2 separate regions of the Homo sapiens genome follow, and region 1 is linked to region 2. The links are chromatin contacts, found by Hi-C or POLR2A ChIA-PET in ENCODE. All regions are on one chromosome and are shown on one strand. The core of a region is the stretch at or near the end of the contact, and the rest is flanking DNA. Distances in the headings are between cores, read along the strand shown.

Region 1 (5,138 bases), core at 485-2,984, 310 kb before region 2:
AACTTTGTTCTTTCAGTTGTGCCAGAGAAAGCACAAGAGATAGAAATTGGCAGAAATATGGGTCTGAAGAACAGAAATTCAACTCAAATGAAAATACCGTGAAAACCTCTAGTATAAAAAAAGTCTTTTGTTTAATAGCAAAACTTTCATCAAGAAAAGGTTTGTTTGAATTAAATGTAAAATTTAGGACAGTCTGTTATCTAATCATTACTAGTTCTGTGCACACAGGGTATTTTCTATTTCCAAAGTGGTCTGCAATCATTAGTTAAGCCACCCAGCATGCTCAGTCTAAATTGTATATATGTATATAATAGATAGGGAGAGTTGCTGGGGAGAGGCAGCGTGGCCTAGCAGGCTGAGTAATGGACGGGTAACTCAGAGTTGGGAGTTCTCATTTTCATCACCTGGTTAGTCTACAGTGGGAGCCAAGCCTGTACCCACAAGACTCTAAGACAAGGAAGCAACTTGTTTCGAAAATACATACATGTATGATATAAAATATCTTTTCCAACAATTGAGGAGTTTTAATTTTCTATAAGTACCATTGGCATCATGTAGGTCCAGTCTCAATTTTCCCCATAGGCAAAATATATTTTTAAAGGCCAGTCTTTCTGTAAATAACTATATTGAGAGGCAGCACAATGCTTAATAAGATACCTGTAGATGCTCACCAATGTCCTTTTTAACATGTGGAAACTGTCCAGAAAGTTTAAATGTATTGGAATAAATCAGTGGTGTAATTTCCTTTCCTCTTATTTTTGGCCATCAATAATACTAGTATATATTGTTATCCGAGCTTTGCCAACTTCAATTTTTCTCTTGAAAAGGAGAATCCTCTAAGCAAGATGTTGCTTTTAAGTGTTCTAATGTAATTTTTTCAAACATGAACCAAATGCTGGTGCCCAGCAGAGCTTGTCCACATCATGCCTGGATTCCAATTGCATAGCTTTCCTTCATTTTCATTTGTTTGCTCCTACCCTATCCAAACACATTAATTTGTGGTTCAGATAATGTATTCCATATGTTTAATTAGCCATTACATGAAATGTGGGAAGGTGGGACTTTTAAAATGCATTCTCCATTTCTCCCAGTTTCCTGACTGTTAACTCACATTCTCTGATGGTGTTTGTTTGTTTGTTTAATTATTTTCACAATAAAGAATCTGTCTCCAACAAAAGTAATTACTTCAAGTTGTAGATTTTCTTTGGATAATACAAATTTAGTTTGTTCTATACAGTTAAATTAATTCTGCCCTATCTTGTATACAACATATGTGATGTAGTCATTGCTCAATAAATAAATACTCATAATAAAATATAACTTAAATAGACTAGTATTAAGGAGTTCTCCTTTATAAAGTTTCTGGATTTCTAAAGTGCATTTCAATGTCCGTAAATTTCCAATTTTTTTCTAAGTAGTTTGCTTGGTGAAATACTAATTTATTGACAGATGTCAAATTTATCTCAAGTATGTCCTACTGATGTCAAAAAAATGACCAGCACTGCATTTGGCATATATTCAGAAATTCTTAACTCTTCCTAATTGATTAACGGTAATAACGGCCCCTGGAATGCCCCCACCGAGTCTGTAGCTAGCCTCACAGTGATTCACTATGGCGTCACTGGGAGAGATGAAGCCCAGGGCTGCAGTGGTGCCAGTTCATGCCTTTTCAGTGAGAAGGCATTCAGGTTACACAGAGTGTTAATCTGGCCACAAAATGGGAGACGGCTAAGTCTGCCTGGAATGTCTGGCTGCTGGTTGGCAGACGCAGCCCTTTTTTCACCTTGGATCTGCTGGGCTAAGGATGCTTTCATAGTAATTTTCCAATGTCTTCCTTGATCAGTGGACTGCAGCATTTTGTCATTTTGCAGATTTTGTTTTCTTCATGGGTTATTACTTCCACTGAACTGCACTTAACATCTATTAGCTTAGGTCTCCAGAAGATCAAAGTCCCTCTGTATCTGATTATTCTGCTCTTTGCAATTTGTGTCTCCCCCTCACCCTATCCCCTCCCCACCAATGCAGAAGGCTTGCACGTTTACAGATTTGGTTTCAGTGCTTTCCCCAAATCGTTTATAGACATAAAAGCATCATAAATGGGACATCGTGTCTCCGGAAAGAAAATAAGAGAGAAAAAGTGAAGACAGCAATAGTTATTCTTGTATTATTTCCATCTCAAAATGAATCTTTTAAAACTCATGTTTAAATATTTCCCTTTTTGAAATGAGATGGGTGAGGGAGTGAGGAAGAAGTACTAATGTCACAGAATTATGCTAATGTTATAGAAACAAAATTCCTGTTGAGATTTATTCTCTTTACTAAATCACTCTACCCCACTCCCACTTTTCCAAAGCCCTGTCCCATCTCCTTACATTTTAGTTTAAAATATTTGCATTGTCTTTTTTAGGAACCGGTCCACAAGGCCAACATTCCATTCATTTTATGGTTTATTGTTAAGGTAACCTTAATAAGTAGGTTCTGATGGAAGATTTTATTCCCTTTCTGAACTTTTAGTAAATGATAATCATTCTCTAAATTTGGTCTCACCGCTGTGATGTACCAAAGATCCTCTATCAAACGTCGACCCTGTCTCATCAATAGGCCAAAGCTGGCCCCATCAAGGCATTTGCACCGGCCCTAGAAAGAATATTTTTAGACGCTACATAAGAGGCCCAGTGTACATCTATCAGCAGACTTGAAGTGGGTGCTTGTAAGTTGAGACAGGTATTAGAAACTCAAACTATGTTTGGCAGCTAAAAAAAAAAAAAAAAAAAAATTAAGGAAATTGGAATCTGAAGAGAAATAAAGACCCAGAGCCTTTTTTGCAAGGATATTTCCTCATCAGAAATACTCAACACTATTCTCTATGGTGAATAAAGAAGCCAAAGCAAGAAAGGAGAGAGAGAGAAAGAGAGAGAGAGAGAGAACGTGTGAGCTACAGCAGGACTTCCCAAACCTGAATCTGTGTGCAGATCACTTAGGGACCTTGTTGAAATGAAGACTATGATCCAGCAGGTCTGGAGTGGGATCTGAGAGTCTAAAATTAAATTGCTCACCAGTGATTCAGATGCTGCTGGGCCCAAGACCACATTTCAGTAAAGAGTTAGTGTTTCCTTGTGTCCCTCCACAAATCTGACACTGCAAAAGGTCACTTCACTCCACCTGGCACACCTCAACCCCTTGTGAAACACTGGTCTCTGAAGAAGGATGATGAGGAGCCCTAGAGCAATGGCCCTTTAACTTTGCTACATATTATGATTCCTTGGGAGATTTGAAAACTCTCCATACCCAGGCCACACCCCATATATCAATTAAATCAGAATCCTTCGGAATGGGACCCAGGAATGAGTATTTTTAAAAGATTCTCCATGTGATTCCAGTGTACAACCATGTTTGAGGACCAATAGCTTAAATAAAAATAGCACAAGGAGAAAAAAAACAGCCAACATGTGTTGGCTTCTTCTATACAAATACATGGCTTTGTGAGAAATATATACATTTTTTTTCTTTAAATCATTATACTAAATCCCATTTACAGACCAGGAAAACGAGGCAGAGTTTACGTAACTTGCCCCCAGTAAGAGCTGACAGAGCTGAGATATTCTAGGATAAGACATATGATGGAGGAGTGGAGAGCCTGCTGGTTAGTTACATTTGTGTGTGAATTCAAAATTTTCTTCTGTTTGTATATTTGATTTTAGCCAACAGTTTGGTAATACCATTTAAAAATGTCAATCCTCCTTTTTTGTACTCCCCCACCCTCAAAAACCTAACACTGCCTTCCTAAATCATTCATTGCCTTTTCTCACATTTGCCATCTCTTCTCCTGGGCATGCTTAGGGTCCTAGGCTCTAGAGCTAAGGTGAGTTGTCTTCAGTTGCTGGCTCCTGGAGCTGACTTGACTCCACCCAAGTCGGTTATACTTTGTCTCACTTCAGTTCCTTTGGCCTCTCTTGCCCCTAACTGGGCAGCAGGGGGAGCTATGACTACCAAAAAAGAGCCTGTGAACTGCCCCTAAATATGATTTTCATGTCCTTCCCTAAAGGAAGTTTATCCTCACAACTCTTCACCTCAAAGCTAACGCCTACTGCCTCAAACCCCAGAGAATGGGTAAATAGCCCATCTAGGCATGCAGATAGCAGCGAAATCAGAAATCAGCAAGCTCTCATGGGGCCCAAAGATGCAGAGACAACTGAGAGGGGCCACGGCCACTCAGTAGTCAGTGTGATCAAGGTATAGTTCAGCAAAAAGACATAAATAGTAAATTGCATCTTCCTGAAGGGTGTTTCTCATTCAAGAAGGACCGAACAACTATGATAAAATGTGTAAAATACAACCATGAGCTCCCCTTTTTAACTCTGGCCAATGACTTGAATAAAAATTTTTATATCAGTCCTCAGTTTTCCCAACTTTAAGTGGGTATATGTCAGGCCAATAAATATTCATTTAACTTAGGTTGTAACTGTATTAGAGGACATACGGTTTGGTTATGAGTCAGGAATCCCCCAAACAACGTTATCATGTTTGAGGAAAATTGGAAAAATCCTAGAAAGAGAACATTCTTTTAAAATTCACAACAGGGCAGGATGCCAGTTTGCCACTAACCATAAATCCAGAGAGGCTGTTTCCCAAGCCTGAGACAATTTTCAAAATTGCTGCAGCTCAAACCCTCAGACCATGATGTTTTCTGAGGAGATCAAGGTATGTTACTACAACCACATGAAGACGTTTAAGTAGGACTGAAAGTTAAATGTACCAACTCATTTCATAAGAAATCTGGCCAGGAGCAGTGGCTCATGCCTGTAATCCCAGCACTTTGAGAGGCTGAGACGGGAGGATCACCTGAGGTCAGGAGTTTGAGACCAGCCTGGCCAACCTGGTGAAACCCCGTCTCTACTAAAAATACAGAAAGTTAGCTGGGCGTGGTGGCAGACACCTGTAATCCCAGCTACTTGGGAGGCTAAGGCAGAAGAAGTGGTTGAACCTGGGAGACGGAGGTTGCAGTGAGCTGAGATGCTGAGATTGCGCCATTGCACACCAGCCTGGGCAATAAGAGCGAAACTCCGTCTCAAAAAAAAAAAAAAAAAAAAAAAAAAAAAAGAAGAAGAAGAAGAAAAAGAAACCCTCACTCTCTCCCA
Region 2 (5,215 bases), core at 528-3,027:
GGTACGCGCCTGCCTGTAGTCCCAGCTACTCGGGAGGCTGAGGCAGAATAATCGCTTGAACCCAGGAGATGGAGGTTGCAGTGAGCTGAGATCGTGCCACTGCACTCCAGCCTGGGTAGCAAAGCAAGACTCTGTCTCAAAGAAGCAAACAAAAACAGGAACTCTGTCACAGAGTGACTTAGTGCACATTTAGAGAAACAGAAGAACATGAGGTTGAGAGGCTGGACTTTGTTGACAGATGCCTTCATGTGAATCCACCCATGTTCCTTACTAGTGCGTGACCTTAGCCAGGGGCCTAATATCTTTGTGTATCTCTGTTTTCTTATCGTAAAATGGGGAATATGATGGTACCTATCTTTTCAGGTTGTTGGGAAGATTTTAGTAGTGTTTTCAGGTAACAAGTTCAGAATAGGACCTGGCGTGTCTTATAGCACCCAATCGATATTGGCTACCACCATGTAGGAAGGGCTTAATCTCCCACATAGAGCATATGGGAGCGTGCTATGGGCTGCAGGATACACATATATGCAAATTCGCCTGCACCATCAAGGAACAGGGGTTGGGAAGTGGGGGACAGACCTGGACTCAAATATTTGATAAAACTACACTGTGGTTAGCGAGATCATAGAGGAAAGCACAGGAAACTGCAAATCCCCCTGACACCCAGCATTGCTAAATGAGAACTAGGTGCACAATCCATGAGGAATGATGATTTGATTTGAGTGGTGCTGGTTGAAATCTATTCAGTTAGTAATCACATACACAGTACCTCAAAAGAGTCCTTTAGTAGCTTTATAATGCAGAAACCACAGACGGGTTCAATTTGGCAGTGTTATTAAGCAAATAAATGGATTTTTAGATATTTAACTTCTAATCATATGTGAACTTCAGGAAGCTAAATGCTCCAATGACACCGCTAAATACCTCTTTGTTATAAAGCCATGGTTTGACTTTTGAGGCAAAGTCGAGAGCCTAAATTCAACCCCATTAGTTCATATTTTGTCCAAAATGCAGCTTATAACGAAACCAGCAAATTAGGTCCCTTGACCATAAACCTCACAGAAGGAAAGCAAACAGAGCATGAATCAAAAAGGCTTTAGACAGAAGTTAGCTATTAGTAACATATAAATTAAGTGTAAAATCAAAGTTGGGTGGGAGAGTAAGTTCAGTGGTTATGGTCTTAATGTAACCTAACAAAGGCAACCTCAGCACAAATAAAAGTAATTATAATCATAATGTAAACTCTTTCATTATGTTCTTACATAATTCAAGCTCCAAAGAGTAGGCCTCATTTTTAACTCACTGCGACTGTCCTTAACTTGTCACATTGTACCAAGTTGCTATAGTCCCTATGGTGTCAAAACATCACAAGCTTTTCCCAGACCTCATCTGTATTTTTGAACAATGGGGTGAGTCACTGTTAGCCACAAGTGTGACTCTGTGACCACTGGCACTTCGTATCACCAAATTTGCACAACTCTGGCTGAATCACATTAATTAAGTTTTGAGTGCTGCTATTTAAAGTTATTTAATTCTCCCCTAGAGTTACACAGAGTGGGATCTTAGCCCATTGTTTTCAAAGGAGTTTGAAAACTTACACACGGGCCCAATTGTTTTCCTACATATTTAGAGAATGTTAGAACACACTGCAGCTGCTCTAAGAACTATGGAAGCTTTTCCCAGTCTCTGCGGTCTATTGGCCAAATTTATATTGACGGATACTTCAGAGCGTGGATTATTGAGCTAATAGACCTCAACGACTCACTATTGTGTGCATCAGAACTGTCACACCCATTTATAAGGCAGATCTGTTCCATGTGACTGAAGACAAAGAGATATAACAGAGAATACTTTTTTGAAAAGTCACCTCACAAGCATTGATGACGTTAGTCTTATAAAACCATCTGTCTGGAAAACCTGTAGTACTCCAAGAACACTCATGCCCCATAATGGCCTATAAATGTTTTTGTAAGAGTTCCAAAAAAGTGCACAACCAGTACATTTCTGTTTTCTATTTTTGTGCCTTCAAAAAAGAAAAAAAAAAAGTAAAAATAGCCAAAGGACTGGGTTTTTTTCCTTTGACAATTTGTCAAAGGAAAAAAAAAAGGTCACTTTAAGGCTGAAACTTTGTATGCCAAGTTTTTGTTTGGAACTAATTTTTATGGCTGAGTTATAAAGCCCCTGAAAAAGGGGGTTTCTAGTGGAAATGCTGACACAGCTTTACCCATAGTGGCAAGAAGGGGGCTGCTGCACTGCCTGTTTGTACCATGTTTGCTTTGTTGTGGCTTTAGAAAGAGAAATCTTGACTCTTAGCCCTGGGCACTATACACTGCTTAAAAGTATGTGTGTGTTCATATATTCTGACTACTTGTGGTTTGCAAAGAAGCTAGCACTGAAGCCTTCTGTGAAATGAACCTAGTAACCCATTGTGAGAGGGGACAGACTTATTTCCTGACTTTTAATAGATTTCATTATCCCAGAGACTCACCTTCCCCTGGATTTAACAACAGTAACTACCTACAGAAAGCAGGGAACAGTCCCAGCTTCCTCGTTAATAGTTCTTTAAATCTTAATTTTCAACAATTGTCTGCTGATAAAACTAGAAAAGCTAATGATGAGCTGTTTGTGCAGATTAAACGATAATGTGAATTACTTGGACACAAGGATGTATGAGGATCTGAATTACTGTTAGTCTACATCACCATTATAGTTTTAAGGTGGATATCTAATGAACTTACTCTGATTTGAAGTAGAAAGACTGTAGTGGGGAAAGCTTTTGAGAGAAGCAGGATTCTTTTCATTTCTACCTCCTGAGGGATGCTGTTCAAAAAACACTCCATTACAGTTGTAAAAAGACTAACTTCAGAACCCTACAACCTGCCCATATTCTAAAACAACAGCAACAAATAATTATTCATTAATGTCAAAAAACCCATCAAACCTATGGAAACTATTCTCCAATGTTCCTGTGGATTCCACATTATCATTCAAAATTCCTAGGTGTGGACAGCATAGCTTTGCATTATAAGGATGTTGCTGAACTAAAGGAGCCCAGTGGGGTTCTTGGACCTGGGGTACACTCTGACTTTGGTAGTTATGTTAAAATTACTAAACTCCAGTTCACAAAAGCATCATATTTTTAAAAAGGGGACAAAACTTGCTTCATTTAATTTTTCCAGAGAGCCTTTATTCCGTTAAATAAAAGAAAAAAGGCTTTTCTGAACTTCAGTGTTTTGTAGCTTGGGCTTTATTTCCACCTTAAAATCTTTACCTGGCCATGATCTGTTGTTCCATTACTGGAGGGCAAAAATGGGAGGAATTTTCTGGGCTAAATTGCAATTAGGCAGCCCTGAGTGCGGCTGGCACCAGTTAACTTAGGATATTGGAGTGAAAAGGCCCGTAATCAGCCTTCGGTCATGTAGAACAATGCATAAAATTAAATTGACATTAATGAATAATTGTGTAATGAAAATGGAAGAGGAGAGTTAATTGCATGTTACAGTGAGTGTAATGCCTAGATAACCTTGCATTTAATGCTATTCTTAGCCCTGCTGCCAAGACTGCTACAGAACCTCTCTCAGCAGGAAGTCATTAAAGCTGTGAGTAGATAATGCAGGCTCAGTGAAACCTAAGTGGCAACAATATAACAAGAGTTTCTTTCAGACCTTAGTGTTTTCTGGAAAAAAGGGCATGTTGAGGTAATTTGTACACATCTGAATGAAAACAGGAAACTCCTAGCAATCTATTTGCAGTTTGTCCAGTCCCCCAGATTGCCCAACTCTTGTAGAGACCAAGGTCAGCTCCTATAATCAAAGAAGCCTAAACCACTGGGGCTTACAAGGCTATAAGCACCCAGCTGCCTACCAGCTACAACTTAGTTTTGTTAATCACTTAGTGTGGCAGAGTCTGTGAAATGTTTGACCTCAGACTTAAAAGACCAGGGGAGTATGTCCTCAGGACCAGTTCATGGACGCCACCTGCTCAAACAGATAATCATTTCAGGAGCCCCAACATTCTCAAATACCCACCCTGAAACTTTCATTTAAAGCTATGTGTCCTTTGACTGTGGCCAACAGTAAGATCATTCTAGACCTGCGTCTTAAGGTTTCTCAAAATTTCCAAGAAGAAAATCCACAATATTCTTCTCCCGACTATATTTCTTTTTATTATGGTTGTTTCTAACTTTTAGTCATTGCAAGGTTTTATTTTTAGTCATTTGGGGGTTTTATTTTTCTCTTTAATCTATGGACTGTCCAGAGGGAGTCTACTCTGACAAAAGGGCACCTTTTTCAGCCTGAAAGACAAGAGGTAAACAGCATGCTGCTCGATTGATCACTGTGGAATTGCCCCTGGCCAGTGGTCCTGGGTGGAATGTACATATGGCATGCATGTGGTTAAAAAGACCAGATAAAAACAGATTCTAGGGAAAGTGCTCGAAGGAAGTGGATGAGTTTAAATACCTGTCATTTTGCATTTTTACAAAATATAGTTTTAAACCTCATTTGGAAAACAAAACTCAGTGCTACCAACAGTAGCCAAGATTTATTAATTGAAAGGGAGCTCTAATTCTTTTTCAGTCTCATATTTTTTTTCTTGCAAATCCAGGTGTCAGTACGTATTTCCACCAAAGTGATTTTTGATTGAGGAATTATTTCATCCTGAGGGCTTCATTTTGTTAGCTTTTGATTTGCACAGAAATGTGTTTTTCTCACGTCATTCAGGATGGATCTTCAGTGTTGCTGTTTGGATGCCTTATGCTCCACAGACCTTCACTCATATTCCCTAGTTCTGCTGGGCATGGGGGGCACGTGGGGCCCGTGCTCACAGGTCCCAAACAATAAAAGATGCTTCTTCCATCAAGAAATTCTCGGAAATAACAAATCTCTGAGAAGAAGATAACCAGCCCAAAAGAGATAGGTCCTGGGTATTGGGAAATGTGTCTAGAATACAATGCATAGCATCACCTACTATTGGCCAGGTTAATACACAAACAATTGGAATTCTCAGATTAAAAATAATAATAACAAAGAGGAGAAGGAGGAAGAGGAGGGGACAAAGGAAAAGAGCCAGAACTTCATCTTAGAACAGAGTCAAGCCATTGGCATTTTTTGCTCCCAGAGCTTAATCTGTCAGAGGATTCTGTCCCTTACTTGCACTGTGATTTTGGCAAATTCTTGTCCTCTCTGAGCCCTCAGATCTTAGCTAGCAATGGCAG

What was found. Hi-C counts contacts between places; a loop is a spot of excess contacts on that map. ChIA-PET counts read pairs that join two places held with the same protein, here RNA polymerase II (POLR2A).
Region 1: a map of ascending aorta shows a loop between it and region 2 (2.0-fold over the local background). The contact joins two enhancer-like sites. A Hi-C loop is called at or near these places in 1 of 168 maps with a recorded cell type or tissue (ascending aorta). POLR2A ChIA-PET finds 5 or more read pairs at or near these places in 1 of 52 experiments (activated T-cell).

The regions. Positions count from the first base shown.
Region 1 is chr1:87,952,772-87,957,909 of GRCh38, reverse strand. No RefSeq gene overlaps it. Among named protein-coding and RNA genes, the nearest start is that of LINC01773, 49 kb to the right of the region's middle. Within about 2 kb of position 1,734, at least 2 of the 41 ENCODE cell types and tissues checked have a DNase peak (open chromatin) inside an H3K27ac peak, as active enhancers do.
Region 2 is chr1:87,641,298-87,646,512 of GRCh38, reverse strand. No RefSeq gene overlaps it. Among named protein-coding and RNA genes, the nearest start is that of LINC01773, 260 kb to the left of the region's middle. RefSeq lists an enhancer at 2,800-4,112. Within about 2 kb of position 1,777, at least 2 of the 41 ENCODE cell types and tissues checked have a DNase peak (open chromatin) inside an H3K27ac peak, as active enhancers do.